5 separate regions of the Mus musculus genome follow, and all the other regions are linked to region 3. Evidence: chromatin loops called from intact Hi-C (ENCODE). Cell type or tissue: gastrocnemius. All regions are shown on one strand. Region 1 overlaps Cyb5b (cytochrome b5 type B). Region 2 has its middle 8.5 kb from the start of Terf2. Region 3 overlaps Nfat5 (nuclear factor of activated T cells 5). Region 4 has its middle 7.6 kb from the start of Gm39240. Region 5 holds the start of 4930517G24Rik (RIKEN cDNA 4930517G24 gene).

The links. Peaks named below come from ENCODE experiments on the same cell type or tissue, not always from the same donor. Only the 100,000 strongest peaks of a DNase experiment are listed, where the experiment ranks them.
Region 1: a loop joins it to region 3, with 2.2 times the contacts of the local background. A loop is called at or near these places in 19 of 42 quality-filtered maps.
Region 2: a loop joins it to region 3, with 8 times the contacts of the local background. A loop is called at or near these places in 40 of 42 quality-filtered maps.
Region 4: a loop joins it to region 3, with 8 times the contacts of the local background. A loop is called at or near these places in 41 of 42 quality-filtered maps.
Region 5: a loop joins it to region 3, with 2.5 times the contacts of the local background. A loop is called at or near these places in 9 of 42 quality-filtered maps.

What each region holds. Positions count from the first base shown.
Region 1 is chr8:107,184,425-107,189,424 of GRCm38, reverse strand. It overlaps Cyb5b (cytochrome b5 type B), which reads right to left. Exons shown (of 5, transcript NM_025558.5): 5 at 1,955-5,000. Among named protein-coding and RNA genes, the nearest start is that of 4930517G24Rik, 18 kb to the left of the region's middle. In gastrocnemius, no CTCF peak of the experiment used is centred here; no DNase peak of the experiment used is centred here; H3K27ac peaks cover 986 bases.
Region 2 is chr8:107,102,503-107,107,502 of GRCm38, reverse strand. No RefSeq gene overlaps it. Among named protein-coding and RNA genes, the nearest start is that of Terf2, 8.5 kb to the right of the region's middle. In gastrocnemius, a CTCF peak has its summit at 2,767 (motif pointing left); a DNase peak (open chromatin) is centred at 2,761.
Region 3 is chr8:107,321,475-107,326,474 of GRCm38, reverse strand. Nfat5 (nuclear factor of activated T cells 5) reads right to left here. Exons shown (of 15, transcript NM_018823.2): 3 at 1,711-1,836. Among named protein-coding and RNA genes, the nearest start is that of Nfat5, 31 kb to the right of the region's middle. In gastrocnemius, a CTCF peak has its summit at 2,125 (motif pointing right); a DNase peak (open chromatin) is centred at 2,132; H3K27ac peaks cover 1,292 bases.
Region 4 is chr8:107,114,008-107,119,007 of GRCm38, reverse strand. No RefSeq gene overlaps it. Among named protein-coding and RNA genes, the nearest start is that of Gm39240, 7.6 kb to the left of the region's middle. In gastrocnemius, a CTCF peak has its summit at 2,810 (motif pointing left); a DNase peak (open chromatin) is centred at 2,788; H3K4me3 peaks cover 1,349 bases; H3K27ac peaks cover 3,463 bases.
Region 5 is chr8:107,202,872-107,207,871 of GRCm38, reverse strand. 4930517G24Rik (RIKEN cDNA 4930517G24 gene) reads right to left here and starts at 2,542. Exons shown (of 3, transcript NR_166499.1): 1 at 2,283-2,542. In gastrocnemius, no CTCF peak of the experiment used is centred here; DNase peaks (open chromatin) are centred at 523, 1,625, 2,015, 2,515 and 1 more place; H3K4me3 peaks cover 1,508 bases; H3K27ac peaks cover 2,919 bases.

The DNA.
Region 1 (5,000 bases), 140 kb after region 3:
TTCCTGACGTTCTCGTTCTAAATAATGAGAATTTAATAAGAATAATCAGCTTGCACGTTCACACACAGCAACCCCACACGGGCTCCTTATAGGTTTTCCTTCAGCATTTACATTAGGACTATTCTAAGTACAGTTCTAGAACATATATTCTTTTTTCTTTCTTTCTTTTTTCTTTTTAATTTCTGGGCTGGCCTCAAATTCAAGATCTACTTGACTCAATCTCCCATTGAGATTCTATCTTCCACTGGATAGCCAGAAAACATTTCCCTGACACCTGTGTATCTGAGTACCTTTTAACCATAAGCTTGTAAGTATGTGACATTTGGAAGGCTGGGGAGGAGAGATGGAATCCTAAGTCAGCTTAGGTGCACAGTGAGACTCTCTTAAATAATGAATGTTTTGTGGTGCTACAAATGAAACTGAGTGTGCAGTATTAGCTTAGCACATATGAAAGCCCTGGATTGGATCCCCAGCACCATGGAAAAAAAAATGTGTTTTGCAGGAAAATTGAGTCATTTCAAGCCTATCATCACTACAAAGATATGTGGTGGCATCAATTTATAACCCAGCACCCAGGTGGCTGAAGCAGATGGATGATGATAGCTCAGAGGCTATCCTGGGCTACATGGTTAGGCCTTGTTGCAAGAAGCAAAACAAACAAAAATATCCAGGCAGGTTCACGTTCTGCCCCTCCCTTTGGTGACGTTCTGTAGTAAAACCCGGGACCCCATTTCACTTGTGAGGCTCCCATAATAAAGATCAGGAACACCCGGAGCTGTTACTTTGTAACACACAGCAGGTGTCACACAAATGATAAACAATTTTACACCTGAGTTCTCAAGAGTCCCTCAGAAAAGCAATTGCCCTCTCAATGCTTCATAAAAGAATTGAGTCGTTGTTTGTCTGTTTTTCAATTATGTGTATGCGTGTTCTGTTTGCATGTATGTACACATCACATATGAACAGTGACTATAGAGGCCAGAAGAGGACATCAGATTGCTAGCTGTCACATGGGTACTAAGACTTGAACCCAGGTCCTTTAGAAGAGCAGTGCTCTCAGCTTCTAAGTCATCTCTCTAGCCACAAGAATTAATTTTTCAAAACGCATATAAAGCGACTCAGCTGAGCAAGCTTTGAACTACACAGATCAGACATCTAGCTAGAAATGCTGTCAAATGTATGCTACCCATCACCAGATTGTAATAAATTATGTGGGGTCTTCTTACCTTAAACTTTTGTAAATGGAGTCACAGCCTTCTCAGATTATTGTGAATCAAGCAAGATTTGTCACGCAACTATCAAACAGCAGGAAGAGTGCCTTGATAATGAATTCCTATTAGCATCAGGATTAAACATTGGATTCAAATGCTGGCATTAAGAATGGGGCTATCCCTTCCTGTGACTAATCCTCGATTCCTGTTGTAGTGGAATCGCCGGGGCCTAATGAGTGATCTACTCTGACCTGATGTTGGTCATGCGAAAAGGCTATCAGTGTGTGAGAGGTAATTATAAAATGGCCTATTTCCCTTGCTTCACACAGTCACTAGAACCTCAACCTCTGTGTATAAATTTCCCCAACAGTTTAGCTAGTTCCAAGGAAAACAATCAACTGAAGCCCAGCACTGCGGACAATAAAACATTACCTCATGTTGGCTTTTCTTTACTGGTAGAAAGAGAACTCCAAGCTGTTTTCTGCTTCCCACTTCATATCCCCTAACAGGGCCAAACCAGGATGGCTATATCTCTCAACTATCAAATGAGAAATCCACTTCCAACAAAGAACCCTAGGGAGCCACCGCGCACCCTATCTTAGGTTATACGAAATGTTAGCAGAGGCACCGAAGAACATTGTGCACCCCAACTGTCTTCATCCACAACACCTAAGCAGCACAGTACCCTTTCCTTAAAAACAAAAGTCTTATAAAAAAAAAAAAAAAAAAAAAGCAACCGTAGTCAGGACAAGAAAAGGAAAACAGTATCTTTATTGTGTAGTTCTAACAAACATTCACTGTGTGCACATTCCAGTAGAAAGAGACAAAGATCTTTGTTCAAAATAAGCTGAAACCAAATAGGTAAACAAACCCCATCGTTGAATTCACAAAAGGAATGTAGTATTAGCCACTCAGTTGAGGGTGCAGGAAAAGACAAGCCAAATAACCGAAAGGAGCGTCTGCCCAAGCAGCTGATTAGACGAGGCAGGCGTGGGCAAGGAGTGGCCCCTGCCATTCATGAGTAGGACACTGGGTGTAAGGCAGGTGACTGGCACACCCCTGCTTCTTCAGCCTCCCTCCTAGACCACTCCCACAAATCCCAAAGCTGGCCAAATGTGACGGAGCTCCCCGTTACTTTTGGGATATTTGGCAACTGAATCTCACAGCTTCAACCCTTCGGTTTCTCGTTGAGACAAGACATGTCTGAGTCCACTTCCCTTGGGGTAGGAGGCAATGAACATTTACGATCCTTGCTTCAGTCATCTCAGGTCGACTTCAGCCGGACGGGCATCACTGGAGACAGAAGCATGAGTGCTGCATGTGATGACACACCTTGCTTGTAAATCACTTTCCACTGCTTGCCATCAGCACTTAATGAGCACAAACCCTACACCGTGAGCCCCGATGGCAACTGCTGGAAGAGCCAGCCAGCTCAAGTGACAGCTCTGGACAGACTTGTCTCTGCTTAAGTAAGTCCATACACTGTGTGCTATTGCTTTCTGTACATCACTCAGTGATGAAAACCAGCTCCCAGGGCTGGGTAGAAACTTTTAGAGAATGGGTGTTAACACATTTTATCTGGGTAGCACAAATCTCTCATGTTCACCTGCCATTACCTGTATATGTGGCAGCAGCTGGTCACCTCAAGAATAAACAATCAAACCTGCCCACGCCCACAGGTCAGGAGGTGCTGTCAGTGGATAGGAACTGCCTCCTCTTGGTCTTAATGTTTTTTCATGACCCTCAAATGTCCAGGCTTCTTTGACAAGTTTAGACTTTTAAAAGTACACCTGTGCACATGTTGTGTTGCTTTGCCGTTTACGGAAAGCCTTGACAAACGATCACCTAAAACCTACCTTTCCCCTAGCTGTTTATGTAGGCAACAGGATTACAACAAGTAGACCTGAACAGAATCTCATTATGTAGCTTTGGCTGGCTTGGAGCTTGCTCTGTAGACCAGGCTGACCTACAACCCAAGAGAACTGTCTGCTTCTGCCTCCCAAGTGCTGGGATTAAAGATTTAAAAAAAAAAAAGCATCCTTTTTATATAATATAAAATGACATTACATTATCAGTAGTTCAAAAGAAGCCCTGGGTATTGACGGATTTCATGGATCGCAAAGACAAAAGTATGAAAATCTTTTCCTTCTGGCTCTCGGGAGAAAAAGCTCAGCTATAAGAAGCTGGGAAAGACACAAATGTGAAATAGAAAAAACGGCTTTTGGTATTGATGTTTACTGTAGAAATATCAAAACACCGATTCTACTTAAGAATACAGTTCTTTTATTTGGTGGAGTGGTTGTGACATGGTCTCTCTATGTAGCCTGACTGTCCTGGAACTTACTATGTGGACCAGACTGGCCTCAACTCAGAGATTCTGCAGCCTCTGTCTCTCCTACATCGGGATTAATGGTGTGCACCACCATGCCCAGCCGAAAATGCAGTTCTTTAACATTTCCTACAAGCCAGATGTTTTTCACTAGGTGTCCCATCAAGTTTGGAGTTAGCTGGGACGCTCCTGTCCTGCACTCAATGTTCCTTTGTTCTTCCCTTCTACCCAGCATACTCCATGTGACTTCGCTATCCCAGCATGCAGGTCCCGGGCTCCCTGCACACAACCTTCCCTGCCTTTACCTGGAGATGCGCGCCGCATGCCGCTTTTGTTACAGACTAATTACGCTGTCAATCTATGACACAATATTACAGACGTTTCTAAAGACGAATGGTTGATTAAGTCTTCATCTCTGACATAAAAGTCACCTAGAAATCACTCTAAAATATCATATTCAAGTGTGTAAGGAAAAGGTTAATGTTATTTTGATGAATTCTGAATTCATTCAACTGCTAAATCACAGGATACGAGTCCTGGACTGAACTTTTTAAAAAATAGTTTACACGGGCAGACTGGTTTACTGTGCAGTTTCCTGTCCTGTCAAGCCCCTGGCAAGCTGGAAGGGAGGCAGGAGGACACTTCCCAACATCTCTGGTCCTGCTGGAATCCCATGGTTTCCTGCTGGATGTGACACCAGCCCAGAAGCTGACTGGTAATGAACAAAGATGTGAAGAAAGATCATAGAAACTAAGAAACAGCTGGGTACTGTCAGGCACTGCCACAGGGAGAGAGAATACAGTCAGAGGTGCCAGGAAAATGCCTGGACCAACGAGAGAAGGAATTTTAAATGACTGCCTACTTTCCAGTGAAATTCATATCCAAGAGGAAAGAAAGCTTCCAGATTTATCATTACCCTCAATAGAAAGTAGGACAAAACCAAAAGTTGGCGCCATGGAGGTAAAACCCAGATGAAAACCGAAGTCTCTTGGCATGGTCTCCCAATCTGAAGGGGCATGCCGGACAATGACATTTACATCTAAGTTATTTTACTGAGATAAACATAAGTTCAAACTTGAGTCTTGTACTTTAAGACAAGGAATCAGAAATTTGCTAATCGGTAAAGAAAAACAGCAGAAAGGCCTTTGTGAAGCCCCACGGACCGGAGAGAAGTGTATAGAAGGTAAGCACACACACACATCTTTCACTGGTAAAGACAGCCAGGGTGGAAGATGGTTAGAAACCAGTGTCAGACCAGAGAGCGCATGTTGGTCCCTTTTTAAACTGCTCTCCTGTAAGTAGTGTTTGGTTCTCTTTGTAAAAGAGATTACTCTGAAGTCAGTCCTTCTTCAGCTCTTAGATTCCTAAGAAATCAAAGGGATGCACACTTTGTGAAGTATTTTGGGAAAAGAGGCGGGACTTAGAGACAGGAGGAGCCATCAGCTACACTGTCTGGAGGG
Region 2 (5,000 bases), 220 kb after region 3:
GAGGGTGGGGGAAGCACAAAGGTATCAGGGGAGGCCTGGAAGGACTGGGAAGTGAGTGTACTAGGGAATGTTGTGTGAAATTACCAAATACTCAATAAAAATATTATGCTGAAACATTTTTAACATTTCTTTAAAAAATTTAAACATTCTTCCATAATCTTTTCCCATAGTAAATATATGTATATATTATGAATGTACTTAGACTTTTTATATATAATAGGTTGATACTATATATAGTCATAACTTTTTCCTTCTTCCTTTATTTATTTATTTAAGACCGTCCTGTTACAGTTCCTAGCTGGTCAAGGACTCAAAGCAGCCCTCTATGTATGTGTTACTACCCCAGGCTGCTTCTTTCTGAAACTTCTTTGAAGTACACAGACATCATGGCTCGAGGCGTAATCCCTGAATTCAAAAGGTAGAGGCGGCAGGAGGATCTGAAGTTTGAGGTTAGCAGCACAGTGAGTTTGAGGCCAGCCTGGAAATGCATGAGACCCTATCTAAAGTAAATAAATAAAATATCCTATTCATACAGATATTTGTAATGGTCTTAGGCAAGTCACTTAACTCCCTGAATCCTGTCTTCCATCTATAAATCTGGAACAAAAATACTCCTTTATTGGATTTTAGTGTAGTGATGATACACAGGTTGTAAAGCATTGGCCTAGCACAGGCTGATATAAATAACAAATAGTCATAGGTATTTTATTTTATTACTTTATTTTCACAGTACTGGGGGTTAGACCAAAGGGCTTACCCATCCTCTGCTTGGTAAACAGCTATGGCTTGGTCCTCTGTTGTTGTTTTTCCAGACAGGGTTTCTCTCTGTAGCCCTGACTGTCCTGGAATTCGCTCTGTAGACCAGGCTGGCCTTGAACTCAGAGATCCACCTTCCTCTGCCTCCTGAGTGCTGGGATTAAAGTACTGCTGCCCAGCATCTCATTTATTTATTTGGCTTTTAAAAGAAGTTTTATTTACTCATTAATTTATCTGTATGTGTGGATGTCTGAATGTGTACGATGTGCACAAAGCCAGAGGAGGCCAGAGAGGTTATTGGACATTTGTACAGATGTAGGTATTAGAAAATGAGCATAAATCCTCTGAACGAACATGCTACACTCAGAGAGCCATCTCTCCAACTCCACTGTTTTGTTTTTTTGTTTGTTTTGTCTTCTTGATGCAGTTTTACTGTGTGTGCCTGGCCAGCCTAAAACCGATGTACAGACCAGGCTATGACAGTTAGGACTCCCAAGTGCTGGAATTACAGGCATGTGGTGTCATATCCTCCTCCCAGTCCCCACTTCTCTCTCTCCTTCCCTTCTACCTTCCCCACCCCTCTGTGTGTGTGTGTATGTGTGTGTGTGTGTATGTGTGTGTGTATGTGTATGTATGTGTGTGTGTATGTGTGTGTGTGTGTGTGTGTGTGTGTATGTATGTGTGTGTGTGTGTGTATGTGTGTGTGTGTATGTGTGTGTGTGTGTGTGTGTGTGTGTGTGTGTGTGTGTGTAAAGTCCGAGGAGAGGAAAGATCTCAAGTAGCTTCTCTCCTCTTTGAGATCCAGAAATTGACTTGCTGCCATCAGAGCTGCCCACACACACACACACACACACACACACACCCTGAGCCATCTTGCTGTCCTTCCCTCTCCTTTTTTGTTAGTGTTGATGTTTGATTTTTTACTTTTATTTTGACAGAAAGTCTTACTAAGTTGCCCAGGCTCAAGATGAACCAGCTCTGTAGCCAAACAGGCCTAGAACTTGAGATCCTCCTGCCTCGGCCTCAGCTGAGGTTACAGGCAGGCGCCAGTAGCCCATGATCCAGAGATATTTTATATATTAAATATTTCTATTGCTCTATTCTTTTTCCTTTATATACTGAGCATTAAATAACTGTTGGGTAGTTAGGTAGGTAGGTAGTTAGTTAGTTTGACAGGGATGCCGTTTTTTAAAATCACAGAATAAGATTCCTAAATATGGTCCACACCATAATTTAATTTTTCTAAATTATAAGTGATTCCCCGATGAAAAACCCTCAAACTGTGGTGCCCATTTATGATCCTTCCTCCAGGAATAATTTCTAAAATTGGAATTTGTATAGCTAATGATGGCTTGTTCCTTTCTGAGTTTGTATCTTTAAAGGTTGTATGGATTGCTGCTCCCACCATCAATAGCGCTGCTGAAGGCGCCTTCCCTGACAATGGATATTACTAACTTTTAAAACTGTGCTGGGGCCAGGTTACCACGCCACACCTCTAATCCCAGCCCTTGAGAAGCAGAGGCAAGCAGGACTCTGTGAGTTCAAATACAACCTCCTCTACATAGAGAGTCCCAGGCCAGCCGGCCTATATAGTGAGATCCTGTCTCCAAAACAAAAACAACAACAAAAAATAAAGTAAAGTAAAAGAAAGACTCCTATGCCAACCTCAGGCTTACCCACACGATGTGCACACATGGCACATACATATCTGCACATACACAAATACACATACACATATTTACATTCACATGTCGGCAAAGCCAAAAACAAGCATTGTTGATTGCTCATTGTTGAATTCAGTAGTATTTGCAGGCATTATTTCATGTTCACATCCTACTTAAAGCTGTATACGTTGTCTGTTTGGTAGACTGGCCTCTCAAGTAGACAGGGGAAATTTTTGACTCCCAAAACTTAAATTTTTACCCAAGTCAGTAAGTAAAGCAGAGGTCTAAGGCCTGCCTGTTCTTCACCCAGCGATGGTGGCCTTTCCCCTACACCACTCTGCCCCCTGCTGGAGAACACTGGAGCTCATGAAGCAACCGAATTCCACAAAGCAGTTCCCTAGACTTTTCTGGGTATTTGTGGGAGATTGTTGCAGGACGTTTGATCACCCTGTTAACCTCCAGATTGTGTTGTTTGCTGGAAAAAAAAAACTATTTCTAGTTGTGTGTGCCTCAGCCCTCATCACACATCTTTAATCCCAAACAACGAAGGTAAAATTAGTTTGTAGAAAGAAGCACTCATGTTTCAAAGTGAGGTCTGAGTGGCAGAGAATACGAGAAGATTTTACAGAATAGCACACGCTGAACTCTCTGGAGAAGAGAGGAAAGGGAAGCTACTTAAGAGAGACAGGGCAGAGAAAAAGGGAGAAGGCAGTTTTACTGAGACAGTGGTACAGAGACAGTTTGCAGAGAGAGAACAAGCTAGACATAGGTGAAGACAGAACGAGCCAGAGAATGAGAAGAAATCAGAAGATTAGAACAGAGTGAGTGCCAAAGCCAGATTGAATCAGTCAGCTTGGAGAGGGGCTTTGAACAGAACAACTGAGTTGAACCAGCCAGGCAGAGCTCATAAAGAATTAGAAAGAGCTGCACGGTGGTGGCGCACGCCTTTAATCCCAGCACTTGGGAGGCAGAGGCAGGCGGATTTCTGAGTTCGAGGCGAGCCTGGTCTACAAAGTGAGTTCCAGGACAGCCAGGATTATACAGAGAAACCCTGTCTCAAAAAAACAAACAAACAAACAAAAAAGAATTAGAAAGAGTGAGTTCCAGGACAACCAGGGCTACACAGAGAAACCTTGTCTCTGGACAAAAAAAAAAAAAAAAAAGAATTAGAAAGAGTGAAATTATTCAGCAGCAGATCCCAGAGGCTGAAAATATTCTAGGCCTAGATACAACTAGGCCTAGATATGACTGTACGGAAGCTAGAAGAGTCTAGGGCTAGGCTTAGGGTAGCGGACTGAGGTAGTAAGCCGCAGAGACGACAATTATAACAGGCCATAAAAAAATCACTTTTACAGTAGCTAGAGGACATTGGTTCAGCCATGTGACACTGGGACTTTTAAAAAGTTAGAACAGCTCCAGGTGCTCTGGAATATCAGCACTCGGCAATGAAAGCATGGGAACTCAGGGGTTTGAGGCTAGCCTGGGCTAGATTCTAGGTTTAATATAGAAACACCCACAATTTAAAAAGGTGTCAGAAGTTTGGTTGGTTGGCTGAAGCGTTTATCAAAAGGTGGCCTCCTGAAAAGGAGTTGAAGATGCCGGATATTTTTTGGCTTAGTGTTGATGGAGGGATTTTTTTTTCCTGGCTCAGGGAAATGGCAGTTCTAGAGTGGGTACGCTGTGTAAAGCCTAATCCTTCAAAATGAGAAGGCCCAGAAGATATGTCCTTCACGAATCCAATAAGACACAAACTGGTGAGATGAGGCACCAGCACATTTTGCAGAGTTTTGTTGTTGTCTTTTTCCTTGTGCCAGACCTTAGGGTTGGAGATGCTGCCGCTCAATTGGATGAATTAAATGCAATGGGTTTAATTGGGCCCCAAGGTAGCAGAGGCCAGGTGGCAGCATTGAATTGCCAGAGGCAAGGTGATCTAAAGTGGTTATTATAATGGGAAAAGGATATGAAGAGTCCCATGTAAATACTCATCAGAAGGTGACTTCAGCTGAGGAGGGGTTCAATAACCAAGTGGATAAGATGACCCGTTCTGTGGACAGTCAGCAAGATTCGCCCAGGCCTCGGGCCTCTGGGTGAAGCGGGACGAGGGAAGTTTGACTGTGCACAGGCTGTGAGAAGCCTCAAGACCCTGCTCCAGGGGTGGGGAAGTCCAGTCTTAGGTCCCCTCAGGCCTGTCAGAATTGGCTCAGGGTCCCTGGGCCTGCGCAGAGGCCGAGGACAATAGGTTCTCAGGCTCTCAGACATCCCAGATGCTGCTGTATGCCTCGGAAGAGCTGAGAAAGGAGCGTGGGCATGTGTCCGGAGCCTAGTGTCTGGGAGGATGCAGCAAACTTCCTTTCATCCCTTGAAGATTAATCTGCTGGATCTCCGGGGTTAAAACCGAGCTCGACCAGAAAACAGGCTGCCTTTCACAGTCCCACACTCAGCCATCCCTGAACAAGGTAGCCATGGTGGCCAAGATGGAGGTTATGCTTGGGCTCAGCAACACGGACTACCACTCACCAAGGCTGACCTGGCTACAGCTGCTGCTGAATGCCAGATCTGCCAACAGCAAAGACCAACACT
Region 3 (5,000 bases):
TTCAACATGTCCTTACAGAAACAATCTCAAAACACAAAAGGAATCAGTTAGTCAATTTCTACATGTGGATTTAAAGTGAAACAATACTTCTTCAAAATATTTTCTATTTTATATACGATTCAGTCTTTTAAAACTAGATTTAAAGCTTCAAATTCCCCAAAGATATTCAGAGCCACTTTAGAATCTGGTAGATCTGAGGTGAGCCAGATCATCATATCAATTTGATTATAAAAAGCTCACTAATTCACAGTTAAATCCACAGAAGCTGTTAGAAAATGTCTGGCCACACATGAACAGTGAGGGGGGCCAATATTTCTTTGATATGTTTAAAATTTTCCTGCCCTCAAGCATGAAGGCTTCATACTTCACTTTTCAGCACTGTTAATGACATACAGATTAATGTATATAAGAAATTAAACACCTGCAGCTAGAACACAGTACTAATACTGTCATTTAGACTACAGCCTTCTCTTGGTGAAATTAAAAGAACTTACTGGAAATGATGTTTTGATGGACTTTAAATACCATTTTAAAAGATGATAAGTATCATGAGGCAAGAAACCTTTATAGGACAGATAAAACTTCATAAAAGTAGACATAATGTATTCATTTTTCTAAAGCAAATACATTTAGAAACCTATAATCCCAACTTTAAAAAAAGGTGCTATAGTTGGGCAAGCATTCATACTAAATTATTACCAATCAAGACTTTATTAGTTTGTCAATTTTTTAATTCTAATTCAAAGTAAAAGTTTGAACCAATTTAATGTATTCACAAAGTGTATGATTTGAGAGCTGAGTGAAAATAAACTAGTAAATTTCAAACATTATTTTTAATATGTTTCATTGTTACAAGAGACTACAGAGAATATATTTCATAAAAATTATATTCAACTAGGACACTATTTTTCTTGAATTTAAAATAAATATCAGGGTATATATATATATATACATACATACACATACATACACACATTTGTGTGCATGTATGTATGTGTGTGTGTGTATCATATCACTATGTAGCTCTGGCTGTGCCACATTTATTTATTTTTTAATTATAGGAAAAAGGTCATAGTTACATGCTATAAAGAGAAAAAAGACTTGACAGCTTGAGTCCTTTTTTAGATCATATAATATTTTTCCCTTTGGGCAAATCTTTAAAAATATTTGTTAAGGGCTGGAGAAATAGCAGTTAAGAGCACTGACTGCTCTTCCAGAGGTCCTAAGTTCAATTCCCAGTAACCACATGATGGCTCACAACCATCTGTAATGGGATCCAATGCTCTCTTCTGGTGTGTCTGAAGACATCTACAGTGTACTCATATACATAAAATAAGTAAATATTTCTTTTTAAAAATTGTTAAATAAAAGGTCAAATATAATTTTTTTAGCCATAGCTTGGTGTTTATTTGTTTTATGAGCACTCAACAAAGTCACTTTAAACTGGGTCTCATATTTGAAGACCAGGTCCACTTTAGGAGACAGCATTTACAAATGGACTAAAGTTTAAGATACATACATATATATACACGTATGTATATTAAAAAAAAAAAAAAACACACCGAAAACCTTTCAACGTAAAGGGTAAAGTCTTTAGACCTGTCTAAAACCCTCAAATCATACTCTTTTTGATATAAACTTTTCCAATACTGTTCATGTTGGCCAGATAGTACCCTAGTTTTCATTAATGAAGTAAAATGAAATGCATACCAGCAGCAACTACAGCTGGAGGAGGCGAGCCTGCCTCACCACCGCTTGTCTGACTCATTGATGCTACAGATGTTTCTCTAGGTGGAGGTAACTGTAACTCCTTTGGGAGAAGATCATAGACAGATTCTGTAGGGAGGAAAAAATTTTTGAAAGAAAGTCAGTCAATAACATGTACAAGAAATGAGTATGTTCTTTCTTTTGAGAATTTTATTCTCCCAAAAATAACTGCATCATGAAGGTTGTGAATCCCTATTAGCCAGTATTTGTTCTTTTATTATATAATCCTTTTGTTAAATTAATTTGTTGTCTCATATATTACATCCCAGTCACAGTTTCCCCTTCCTCTCCTTCAGCCTCCCACCTCTATCTGCTCCCTCACCTCCTCCATCTGAAGTCTGCACAGGAGCTATAACACTAGAGGGCGCCAAATACCATTGCTTTGGCTTGCTTGCTGCCACCTCACTGCTGTCAAAACATAGGGACATCAAAGCTCAGCACACAAAGTGCTTCTCCTTACCTACTTAAGATTTCTATCAAAGTAAAGACAAAAGGTCCCTCCAGTCACATGACTGGTACCAGAGCACAAGGAAAGAAAATGAGCAGATTGGGGAGCATATTCAGAAGACTAAGAATTTGATGTAAGGGCCCAGACTAACTGGAAAAGAAGGAATGAAATCAGCATTTTCAGGTACTCAAAATAATGTCTCTAGTTACAAAGACAACAATGTCAAAATGAGCTGGCTGGCTTGTCTGCTTGGTCCTGTTCTACAAATTTTAATTGATCCACTTTAGTTACAGATTATTTCTGGGTCAATTCAGTTCTTTATTCTTCAGTGCTGCTATGAAGGGGTTGAAGAAGTTTCACCACAGTGCATAACAAGCTCAAAATAGAAATCTTACCCAGAGGCATACACAGTAAGAGGGAAAGAAAAACTGTTTGTTTGTTTGTTTGTTTATTGAGACAGTATTGCTCTATATAGCCTTGGGTGTCCTGGAACTCACTTTTTAGACCACGGTTACCTTGAACTCACAGAGATCCACCTGCCTCTGTCTCTCAAGTGCTGGTATCAAAGGCATGGACCATCATGCCTGGCTGAAACTGTGGTTTGTAAAATGGTGTGTGTGTGTGTGAGTGTGTGTGTGTGTGTGTGTGTACTCATGAGCAAGCCTAAGTGTGTGTATGTGTACCATGTGAATACAAGAGCCCACTAAAATCAGAAGAAGGCACTGGATTCCCTGGAACTAGAGTTAGAGATAGTTGTGAACCACCTTGTGGCTACTGTGAACTGAGTTTCTTTCCCCTTCCTAGGTGGGCATTCTGTGCTCTAAGTACCATTGTCTACAGCTTTAGTTGGTCATTACTCATTTCAGAAAAAGACAAGTCTTCCAAGCCCTATATCCCCGGTCTCTAGTTGAGTCTAGAAAGACAAACCACAGCTGGATAATAACAGATTAGCCAGGCAGCAGTGGTGGCTACTGGAGTGCACATATTAAGCCCAGCGCTTAGAAGGCAAAGGCAGGTGGATCTCTGAGTACAAGGCCAGCCTGGTCTACAGAGTGAGTTCCAGGACAGCCAGGGCTACACAGAAAAACCCTGTCTCGAAAAACCAAAAACCAAGCCAAACTAAAACCAAAAAACAAAACAAAACAAAAACAAGAAATATGGAGATAGGAAGGCTGGTGAGATGGCTCAGCGGTTAAGAGCGCTGACTGCTCTTCCGGAGGTCCTGAGTTCAAATCCCAGCAACCACATGGTGGCTCACAACCACCGGTAATGAGATCTGAAGACAGCTACAGTGTACTTACATATAATAAATAAATAAAAATCTTTTAAAAAAAAAGAAATGCGGAGATAGGACAAAGGAACCAGATAGATAGATAGATAGATAGATAGATAGATAGATAGATAGATAGATAGATAGATAATAAAATACCAAACTGGATCAGTCGACTCATTTGTGTTCTTTTCAGGAGACCGTATTGAATAAATACACACAATAAAGGTTGTACGTGAGGATGGAGCACAGAACTAGATTATTCCTCTTTGGATTATTAGTCTTTACCTTTATTGACTTAGGGAATTCAACTACTTTGGGGTTAGATTAAACTCCAAAATTGTTAGAAAGTTTATTTTCTTTGTAACTTTTCTCAAGAATCTCTGATTTACTTTCAGGTAATCAAGTTGAAAGAACTAATATTGATTTATATCTATGAAGAAATGAAAACAGCGGGGGAAACAGTTTTTGTGAAATGTTTCTGGTTAGAAGGGCATTCACACACACACGCACACACACAAGCATTTTTGTTTAATTGTTGAGCAAGCAACTAAACAAAAACACTTGTGGTAGAAAGGATGGAAAAGCAGGGAGATCTCTGTGAGTTAAATATCACCCTGGTCTGTATAGCAAGTTCAGGAGAGCTAGGGCTACAAAGTGAAAATCTGTCTTAAAACATTAGTCTCCCTGTTGTGTAGTTCTTGCTATCTTAGAACTGGCTATATAGACCAGTATGGCCTTGACCTCATCAAAATCCATCTGCCTCCAGAATGCTCGCATTAAAGGTGCACACTACCATGCCAAGCAAAGATGGATGATACTTTGTGTTGAGAATACTTTAAAAATATGACCAAGAAAGATGCCTCAATAGGTAAGAGTAATGGCTGTTCTTACAGAGGACCAAGGTTCAATTTCCAGCACCCCATGACAGCTCACAACAGTTATAACTCCAGTTCTAGAGGACCCAATGCTCTCTTCTGGCTTCTTCAGGAACCAGGAGACATGTGTACATACATACATGCAGGCAAAAACACCATACACATAAAAATTTTAATGTACTTAAAAATGTAGCAAAGCAAAGCCAGGCAGTGGTGGTACACGCCTTTAATCCCAGCACTCAGGAAGCAGAGGCAGACAGATCTCTATGATTTCGAGGCTGTCCTGGTCTACAGGGCTAGTCTAAGATAGCCAAGGCTACACAGAGACCCTGCCTTGAAAAACAAACAAACAAAAACAAAACAAAAAAAGAACACTCCTCCCCAAAAGCAAAAAAGCATGAATTAATGCCCCAAGCAGGTACTATTATACAAATAACAGAAATTCTCACAGTAGAAGTTCTTTGATTATCCCTCAAATGCCCAATCATCAGGTATAGATAACACACTGAAAAAAACCTACTTGTAAACCCTTTCACTTTAAATATGAAAATAAAATAACATCTGCCATCTTTGTAAATATGAAACTACCATTAAGCATAGAAAGTTGCTTTAACACCCCCCCCCCAATCAAAAAATG
Region 4 (5,000 bases), 210 kb after region 3:
CCTTGACTGAGAATAAAGGAGGGGAGCCAGTGTTTGGGAGAAAACAGTAAACAAGCTGGCAGGAACAGGAAATGCTTGCAGAATAAGGTCACGTGCGGCCCCTCCTGTGGTTAAAGTTTTATGACGGTTTTAGCTCAGAGCTGAGGAGATAGATACCTCAGTGGATGAAGGAAGCCAGGTAAAGCCGGGTGCAGTAGTGCCCCTCTGGGAACTCCTACAGCGATACGCAGGTGAAGAACACAGGGGTCCCTGAAAGTCAGAAAGCCAGCTAGGCTGACACCCGAGCTGTCCTCTAACCAGTGTGCACAATTAAATGCTCAAGAGCTCACACCTTGGAGCAAAGAATTAAGGAAAAAAAAGAAAAACCAATCTGTAGTCAAGTGGACTGGCAGTTAAGATCACTCTTGCAGGGACCAGAGTTCTGTTCCCAGTCCCTACAGTTCTACATTTCTGGCAGTTCACAGGCATGAGTCACGCCAGAGACGATACCCTCACATACATACATGGTATACACTCAGACAAACACATGTATATACTCAGAAACAAAAACAAACCTCTTTCTCTCTCTTTTTTTTAATGAGTACAGTGTATAATGAAATTCATGTTGGACCAGCATGAGATCCCAAAGAACAGACCACAGCAATGGTGGGTGTACACGTATCCCAGATGTTTCTTAGGCGTGCCTTGATTATCTCATCCTGGGGACCATTCTGGGTGCTTAGGGCTCCCTCCCAGAGAGGGAGGTGACCTTGGAAACTGGGGCTCCTTTGCAGAGTCACTCCTTCCTGAAGACATCCCAGGAGAATCAAATTATAGATACAGGGCTGGCTGTGGTCTTATACACCTATGTCCCTAGCACTCAGTAAGCCGAGGCAGGATGGTCAGAAGTTCAAGGCCTGCCTAGGTATAGAGAGTTCAAGCCCCCCGGCCCTCTCCTCCCTGTCCAGATAGCTTAGTGATATCTCAAGAAAAAAATAGAAAATATAAATAAAAAGAGCTGGGGATGTAGTTTAATAATAGAGCCTCGCATGTAATAGACCCTGAGTTTTGTTCCTAGTACCAGTTCATACACACACATACACATGCACACACACACAAACACTTGCACATACAAACATACACACCCATACACCCATACATGTGCACATACATGCACATACATACATACATACATACACACATTCACACACACTTGCACACAAAAACATACACATACATGCACATATATACACACAGAAGAGATAGTATTGGGATTTTTTTTTAGCCACCTGTAAAAACAACATTGCTGTTGAAGCATGAAGGAAGCTGGAGAAGTACAAACGCCATGTGTATGTAAAGACATGTAGTGCATAATGCACATGCTTATACAGAAAGTGTTTCCTAGCTGGGCGTGGTGGCGCACGCCTTTAATCCCAGCACTCGGGAGGCAGAGGCAGGCAGATTTCTGAGTTCGAGGCCAGCCTGGTCTACAGAGTGAGTTCCAGGACAGCCAGGGCTAGACAGAGAAACCCTGTCTTGGGGAAAGAAAGAAAGAAAGAAAGAAAGAAAGAAAGAAAGAAAGAAAGAAAGAAAGAAAGAAAGAAAGAAAGATGGAAGGAAGGAAGGAAGGAAGAAAGAAAGAAAGAAAGAAAGAAAGAAAGAAAGAAAGAAAGAAAGAAAGAAAGAAAGAAAGAAAGAAAGAGGGTTTGGCAGCAAGGCTCAGGTTCCTGCTAGAGTGACCAGAGCTCCATCTACCCTCTCAGCCCCTCCCACAGAGGAGAACAGAGCGGCAAGAACAAATAGCTGTGGTTACATTTTAACTTGTGTTTATTTCTCTACAAGTGCTTGTGCTGTTTAATTTGGCCAGTCCACTCAAGATCCTTTTGTAAGTCTGGGTGTGGCTCCTGAACACTAGATCCACGACCTTTGCACACATGCTAAACATTTATAGATTGGAAGGGCTCTTTTTCTCCATCAGTGATCTGAGTAAGTGCCAATCTCCCCACCCCACCCCACCCCACTCCACCCCCAAAAATTAGTATTCTAAAGATAAACTGCCAATAAGTCATCCTGGTCAGCTGAGGGCTGTCTAACAGATAATTTGATAATCCAATTAATTTCAGAGGGCACTGGGGCTTGTTCCTTCCTGATGCTGATTTGGATTTGTAAAGGTTTTCTGGGTTTGCTTTTGTTTTTCATTAAGTAGGATTATCACTATGTTGTACTGGCTGGCCTGGAACTTACTGTTAGACCAGACTAACCTCGAACTCATAGAGAAATCTGATGCCCTCTGAACACAGCAAGGTGTGTGCACCACACCCAGCTAAAGTCTTACTTTATTTATTTGTTTGTTTGTTTGGGGTTTTAGAGACATGATTTTTCTGTGTAGCCCTGGCTGTCCTGGAACTTGCTCTGTAGACCAAGCTGGCCTGGAACTCTGCCTGCCTCTGCCTTTTGTACTGAAATTAAAGGTGTGTGCCACCACGTCCAGCTTAAAATGGGTTTGGTTTGATATGTTGTCCTTTGTTTTCTTAACAGATGCAGAAAGAGCTCTTTAAAGTGATTTCAGCAAATCTATAGACTTAATTTATCAGATGGGAAAACTGAGCTTCAGGGCAAACACAGGTTTTCAGGATCAATAAAAGAACCTGGAACATGTTTTATTTAACAATTCCTCCGGCATCTAAAGCTTTCTGTGGTGATTGTCTTTCGTTTCCCTTATGATCTGCTGGATGGTATTTGGGCCTGGAACTGGAAACCCGTGGACGCCAAGCCGCAGGTTAGTGCTGATGTCAGGGATATTTGAGAATCATTGCTGCCCCCTGCTGTAAGGAAAACAGTTCACAGGTTCCGGAGAGGTATTGAATTTTCCTCAAGGTTTACGTGTATATGTAAGTATACGTGTATGTTTTGTTTTAGACAAAGTCTCTTGTGACTCTGAACGGCCACTAGCCTCAAACTCACTCGAAGCCAAGGATTGCTTTTCACGTCTGGTTCTTCTGCCTCCATCTCTATAGGGTGGGATTACAGGGCTATACTGCCTTGCCTGGGTTCTCTGGTTCTGATGATGGATGTACTTTAGGTAAATTTTCTGCCAACTGAGCTACGTCCTTAGCTTGTCCTGGCTCTTTTTTTCTTTTTTCTTTTCTTTCTTTTTTCTTCCTTTTTGCTTGTTTGGTTTTTTGTTTGTTTGTTTTGTTTTGTTTGATACAGGGTTTCTCCGTGTAACCCTTACTCACTCTGTAGACCAGGCTGGCCTTGAACTCAAAGAGATCTGCCGAAATCTGGGATTAAAGACATGTACCACCACCCCCAGCCATAAAAAAGTAGCAATTTCTGAGGCTTTTTTTTTTTTTTTTTTTTTTTGAGACAGGGTTTTTCTGTGTAACCCTGGCTATCCTGGAACTCACTCTGTAGACCAGGCTGGCCTTGAACTCACTGAGGCTAAATTTTTAACACCATGGAAAGATATAAAGGCACAAGAAACTCTTCCCTGTATCTGTTCCACTTTCCTCTGCTAATTATCATTAATAGTCCTTTCTTTTCTTTGTGTGTGTGAATGTGAGCTGTAAGTGCCTGTGTATGCAGGAATGCACACACTCTTGCGCACGTGAACACACACACATTTTTTAGAAAGTTTTCCTATGTAGCTCTGGATTGCCTCAAACTCACCCATCCTCGCGCCACATCCTCCACGTACCAACATTACAGGCACCGGTTCCCACACCTGACTTAATTTAATCTTTTTAATGAAGAATGGGTCCAGGTGTTTAGTAATACTACCATTTCCAAACCTGCTGGGACATCGAGATCAGAATGTCCCAGGGAGTTTCACTGGAAATCCACAGCTGCCTTCTGTGAACTCCATTCTCATCCCCCAGTCAGGGAAGGAAACTGGAATCTCGACACTGAAGGGCGCGTCCACGGTGCCGGTGTACAGACCACTGTGCGAACAGCCATCCACCCTCCCGTTTCTTGCTACAGGGGCAGCTCCTGTTTCCTGATTTCCTGTTACTCACGGGTTATTCACCAGAGCCTTATCAGGGTGTCTGCACAGCACCAAGACCCTGTGCCTTTCTTCCAGACCCGGGGAGGTATGGTGTGGTGTGAATTTCGACACAGCCAAGGCGGTGTTGCTGGGGGTTAGTTGGTTAGTGTGGGTGTTGGCAGCCAGCTGGGGCTCGGGTAGGGAGCCTGTGTGTGGGTGAAACTCAGGAATCCTGTGGCACTACAGTTACAGAAAAAAATTTAAAGGCCCAGCCCAGGCCTTTACGAAGTACAGCTGAGTCTGACAAACCCAGAACCAGCCCCAGCTCTCAGATCTTCTGGGGCGAGGGGTTGGGAGGGGGCGGGATACAGTTCCCTGTGGGCCCTTCTAAATCAGATAAGACATAATGCAGATGAAACGCGGGTGGGAAACGCACGGTAGACAGCAGATTACAGTCATAAAAAGAGATGACAGATTTCATCGTCACTCATGACCCACCCAAATGTCACGTCCTCTGGGCTCTTTCCCTGGCATTTCCTGCCCCAAGTGGATGTTCTTTCCATTGTACTCCCCGACACTTGAAATCGAACAACAAAAGGAAAAAAAAAATACTACTACTGCTGCCTGAGGTTTCCTGGGTCAGAATATCTAGCTGCTTTCCTGTTTGATCTCCCACCAGTCCAGGGGTCCCAGGGAGTTAAAGGCCCACGGGCTGTTTAGTCACGTGGTCTTCACTTTTCTTTCTTTCTTTTTTTTTTTTTTTTCTTACATACTCAATTAGCTTTCTAATTTCTGTAGCCCTAGAAACAGACCTATACCCGGGCCTCTTGATCCGTAACAAAAGTAGCACTTCAGAAATGAGGGGTTTTGCTTTTGGTTTTCTATGTTTATGATTTTTACAGTGAGTTGGTATGTATCACATGTGTGCAGGTATCCATGGAGACCAGAAAGTATCATATTGTCTGAAACTGGATTTGCTGGCAGTTGTGAGGCACCGTGTGGATGCTGGGAACTGAACCCACCGTTCAAGAAC
Region 5 (5,000 bases), 120 kb after region 3:
AATAATTTACAAAGAGACTGATAATAACCATTAATAAGATCGAACAAATGTCACAGTATACTGTGATCAAAGCTGCAGAACGGTGGGCTCCCTCAGAATGGCTGCCAAGGGATCAGCAGGTAGGTGGCACAGCCACACAGCATGGGCACACTGTGTGGGAGCATGGGCCATGAGCTGGCATTGTGTGACATTTTTTTCATGTTCCTCAGAATAATACCCAATGCAAACATTGTAAGTTGTCTATTCCTAGAATGTTATGTTGCATTTCTTTCACAGCCGACCTTTAACTGGCTACAGAAAGTGAGGTGGAGAGCGGGCAGGTAAGTGAGCCGGAAAGCAGGTCTCTGTCCCAGTTGTGAATTCTCAGAGACCTTTCTCATCACGTCCCTACCACGGCAACCCTGGTCATTCCACACTACATTACTTTCATCTTTGTATTTTCTACTTTCTACAATTACCAGTGTTTGGGTGTCTGTCTCATCACCACATGCCTCCAGGTGCCAAGAACACAGCCTGGTGCACAGCAGGTACACAGCCCTGTCTGTTAATTGACCTACCCCTTCATCTTGCCATGGAAGCAAAACCTGATGACGTCAAGGTCAAAGTCTCTGTTCATATTAGAGTGTCTAATATGTGAGTGTCTAGACAGTCCTTTTTATTTTTGGCATTTTTGGCAAAGTGACTTTCTGCTGGAATTTAACAAAACCAGACAACGCCTGTCTCCCTAGAACCTGCTCCTTGGAAATAGGGCCACCTCTCCTTGAAGCTACAGAGACTCTGGTTGCCCGGCTTCTGTGTAATAGAGAGACAGAGATAAGACAAAGAGCTTACAAATCCCTCTGGAATAGCCTGATGCCTGAAAGAGAGGCGTGGTGCGGTCCTGGAGCCTTCACCCAGAGGCAGCCTTAGCTAGAAACGTGCCTAGACACATGGACTGATTCAGACAGGAGCCAAGCAGGGCGCACTGACCCAACCAGTGCTAGGAATCTTAAAAACCAGACTGAAGGAAATCTAGGGTAGAATATAGGGGGACAGGAAGGGCCTTTCCTTATTTTCCTTAACCCAACAGTTTCTCATTTTTGTCCCCAAACTGGGACAGAATTCAGGGCCTTGAACCTGTTGAGCTACGCACTCCTGGCCTCTACAAAGAGTCCTAACCCACTAGGAGTTAAATGCTCCGATTGAGGCGCAGAGGGGAGAGAGAAGAGGTGACCCCTCTTCTCAATCAAGGTTGTAATAACATCTGTGCCCCAAAAGGTTAAGAACGTGGTTGTGGAAGGCACATAATTAGGCTAACTAGTCACCATCCTAAACATGACCCAAAACTGCCACAGTCACGAGAAAGGAAAAGTGTTCCACCATCCAAAGAAAACAAAGCTACTTCCAACAGGAATTGGCTGTCATAGTCTCTGCACTCGGAAAAAAAAAAAAAAAATCAACAGAGTATCCGCCCAGCCTGCCCAAGGCCCATCCCTTCCATCCCTTAAGCACAGGTCTCCAGGGAAGGCAGTGTTCCTTTGTTTTCCAGTCTGTGGGCAACTGGCTGGGCGTGGAGCCAGAGGTGAGGGACCTGTGTGGAAGAGAATCCTGCAGGGTGCTGAGCCTTGCAGGCTAGAAGCTGCCCACGGGTGGGCTCGGGCTTTGCCTGGACAGAGATACCCAAGAGCCCACAGAACAGGGGGGACAATGCGTCTGCTGCAGAGGCAGCGCCCTGGCCTGCTTTCTTCCCGCAGCTCCTGCCAGGGATCTGGGCAGCATTCCTGCCCCCGCGTTCCATCCAGCACCGCAGTCTTACTCATGGGCCTTGGTGCTTTTAGAAGTCGTTTGGGGACCTTTCAAAATTGGCACGGCCATGTTTTCTCCCTGGGGGCCCCCCTCAGCTTTCAGAAGCTGCTCTGCTACGTTGGTATACAGGGACACTCCCTTCCTCTGACCCTTCTTGGCTTTGGAAGAGGAGGACCTGGGAGGTGGCAGATGTCCCAATAAAGGCTGGAAGGAGCCCCGTGAGTGCTCGGGCGGTTGAGCCAGAGAGCTGCGCCAGCACTCGGGGTAACCTCCGGGGAGGGCGCAGTCCACACACATCCTGGCTTCCAAGAGCAGGCCTTGGGTGTCTGCCCATTATCAGACTCTCCGGCTCAACCCTAGGCTTTGAGCCCCAGAGGGGTGTCCCTCAGCGTGGAGTTGTCCTTCTGTACTTGCATTAATACACCCCCAGGGGTGCTTAGTATCCATTTCCAAGCTTCCCCATGGTCATGAAGGGCACCTTCATCACCAGGACTCACCCCAACTTACTGTGCACCGCTTAATTGGAAGGACATCTAGACGCCATGTCCAAAAGTGCACACACTCATTCCTTTCGTTAAAGTCGGCCTCTTTCAGGATCCTATTCTGTCTTCACACCCAGTGTGAAGTCACGAGGGGCTGGGACGATACACAGTCTCTTTCTTCTTCACAGGGGCTTGGCAGCCTTCTCTTCTCCACTGTAGACCTCGGGGAGTGCTTGAATGGGGCCAATGCCAACTGCCTCTGTAGATGTCAGACTCACGCATGCGCACTGTGCACTGAAGGCCCCCATTGCCTAAGCCCCTGTCCCACTGGCTGACAGGTGGGTGCCCTGATGGGTGTCCACACAGAGGAGAGGCTGAGCGGAGGACAGGATGCAGTAGGGAGCTTGCTCAATGTGGAAGCCCCCTTTGGAAGCCCTCCTCCACAGTTCTTCCTGGAGATCGCTCACACCTTGCCCCTACACCCCTTTTCAGATCAGGATAGTATTGGCTGCCCCTCCACCGACCCTGAACTGCTTCATTATGACTTGAGACAAATTTTCCCTAGACCCTCCCTACACTCTGCACTTGGTACCATCATTAAACTGCCCTTGGGGCGATCCAGTTGTTGCTTTCCAGGACCAATTCCGGGCTGGCCTGTCTTAGGTACTCCACACCCTGCTTTGAATAGGTGATTTTTTTTTTTTTTTTTACTTTAGTGCAGTACTTGCAGGGGAGTTGAATCCAGGGTCCTGAGCATCCCAGGTAAGCTCCTGTTGTCACTGAGCTATATCCCAGTCTCGAAGCATGAACGACAGAGAAGGATGGTTGAGCCCGGAGAGATGTGATGGCTCACCTATTGAGACGGCTTTTTGTAACTCCAGCACCAGGAGACCCAACACTCTCTTCTAGCCTCCTCAGGCACCCACACATGTGGGCATACCAGCACACAGACAACATACACAAAATTAAAATAGCTTTGAAAAGGAGAATGCTATCCCGGCATGGTGGTAGACAACTTTAACCCCAGCACTCAGGAGACAGAGGCAAGCAGCTCTCTGTGAGTTCAAGGCCAGCCTGGTCTAGAAAATGAGTTCTAAGACAGGCAGGGCCACATAGACAGACACTGTCTAAAAATAAAGTGTTGTGCTTCTATTCATATATCATAAAATTCACCCTTTTAAGAATACACTGTAGGAGCTGGGCATGGTGGCACACACCTTTAATCCCAGCACTTGGGAGGCAGAGGCAGGTGGATTTCTGAGTTCGAGGCCAGCCTGGTCTACAGAGTGAGTTCCAGGACAGCCAGGGATATACAGAGAAACCCTGTCTCGAAAAGCCAAAAAAAAAAAAAAAGGCCCTACAGTGTAGGGCCTTTGCTATACTTAAACAGCCATGACCACTAACTGAAGCCTTCATCCCCCTATATTCACAAGCAGTCCCTAGCAACATGACCCTTCCATCCCTGTCAAGTCCAATTTGTCCCAATCTGTGTCTGAACTTGACTATTCTGGACATGTCACATAAGTCGGATCATATTGTATGTGATTTTTTTGGTGTCTGGTTTTTCTTTCATTTAATGTCATGCTTTCAAAACTCATCCATGTATCAGTAACTCCTTAATTCTTACTGCTGAATAGTTTTCCATCATGCACATGTCCATGTGTGCACGTACATGCACACGTGTACACACACTGCATTTCATCTCTGGATACTTGAAAAGGCTACGGTGGGTATTTTATATACTTTATATGAACATCTATTTTCTTCTTTATTTTTTTTTATTCTATGTGTATGAGGTTTTTGCCTGCATGTGTGTATGTGTACCATGATCATGCTTGAGCTCCATATAGTTGTAAGCCCGCATGTAGACGCTGGAAATTGAACCTGGGTTCTCTATAAGAGCTTTAAAGTGCTGAACCATCTCTCCAGCCTCCTCGCACCCACCCCACACTGTTATTTTGAGTCAGAATCTTGCCATATACTCTAGGCTAGCCTCTAATTCATGATCCTCCTGCCTCAGCCTCCTGAGCAGTGGAGTTACAAATATATGACACTAGGCCTTGCTGAACATGTTCTCAGTACTCACGGCACATACGGAGGAGGGGAAATTGCTGGGTCACATGATCTCTCTTTGGTCATTGTTTTCAGGAAGAACCCTGTATTTTAGGTTTCTGTGTTTCCCACATCATACATAGTGTGTTCTTTCCCATGTGGCCACAGGTATTGACATCTGCATGGTGCAGTACCCATACAGATCAGGGCATGGAACAAAGGACATCTTGACAACTGCAGATCTGCCTTTAGATACACATCAGCTGATCAGACTACACAAAGGAAAACACTCATAGTAGGGCTGGGGAGATGGCTCAGTGGTTACGAAGCACTGACTGCTCTTCCAGAGGTCCTGAGTTCAATTCCCAGCAACCACATGGTAGCTCACAACCATCTGTAATGGGATCTGATGCCCTTTTCTGGTGTGTCTGAAGACAGCTATAGTGTATTTATGAATACAAATAGTGTATTCATAAACATAAAATAAATAAGCCTTTAAAAAAAGAAAGAAAAGAAAAAAAGAAAATGTTCACAGTACCATTGCTGGTTTAAAAATTGGAAACAATCCACTGTTCATTGAACATAGATTGCATAAATACCTTGTGGACTGTCCAGCAAAGAAAACTAAACGAACTGTCGCTATTCGGAAGAGCCCAGGGGGACCTCACGTAGTGTTGAAAG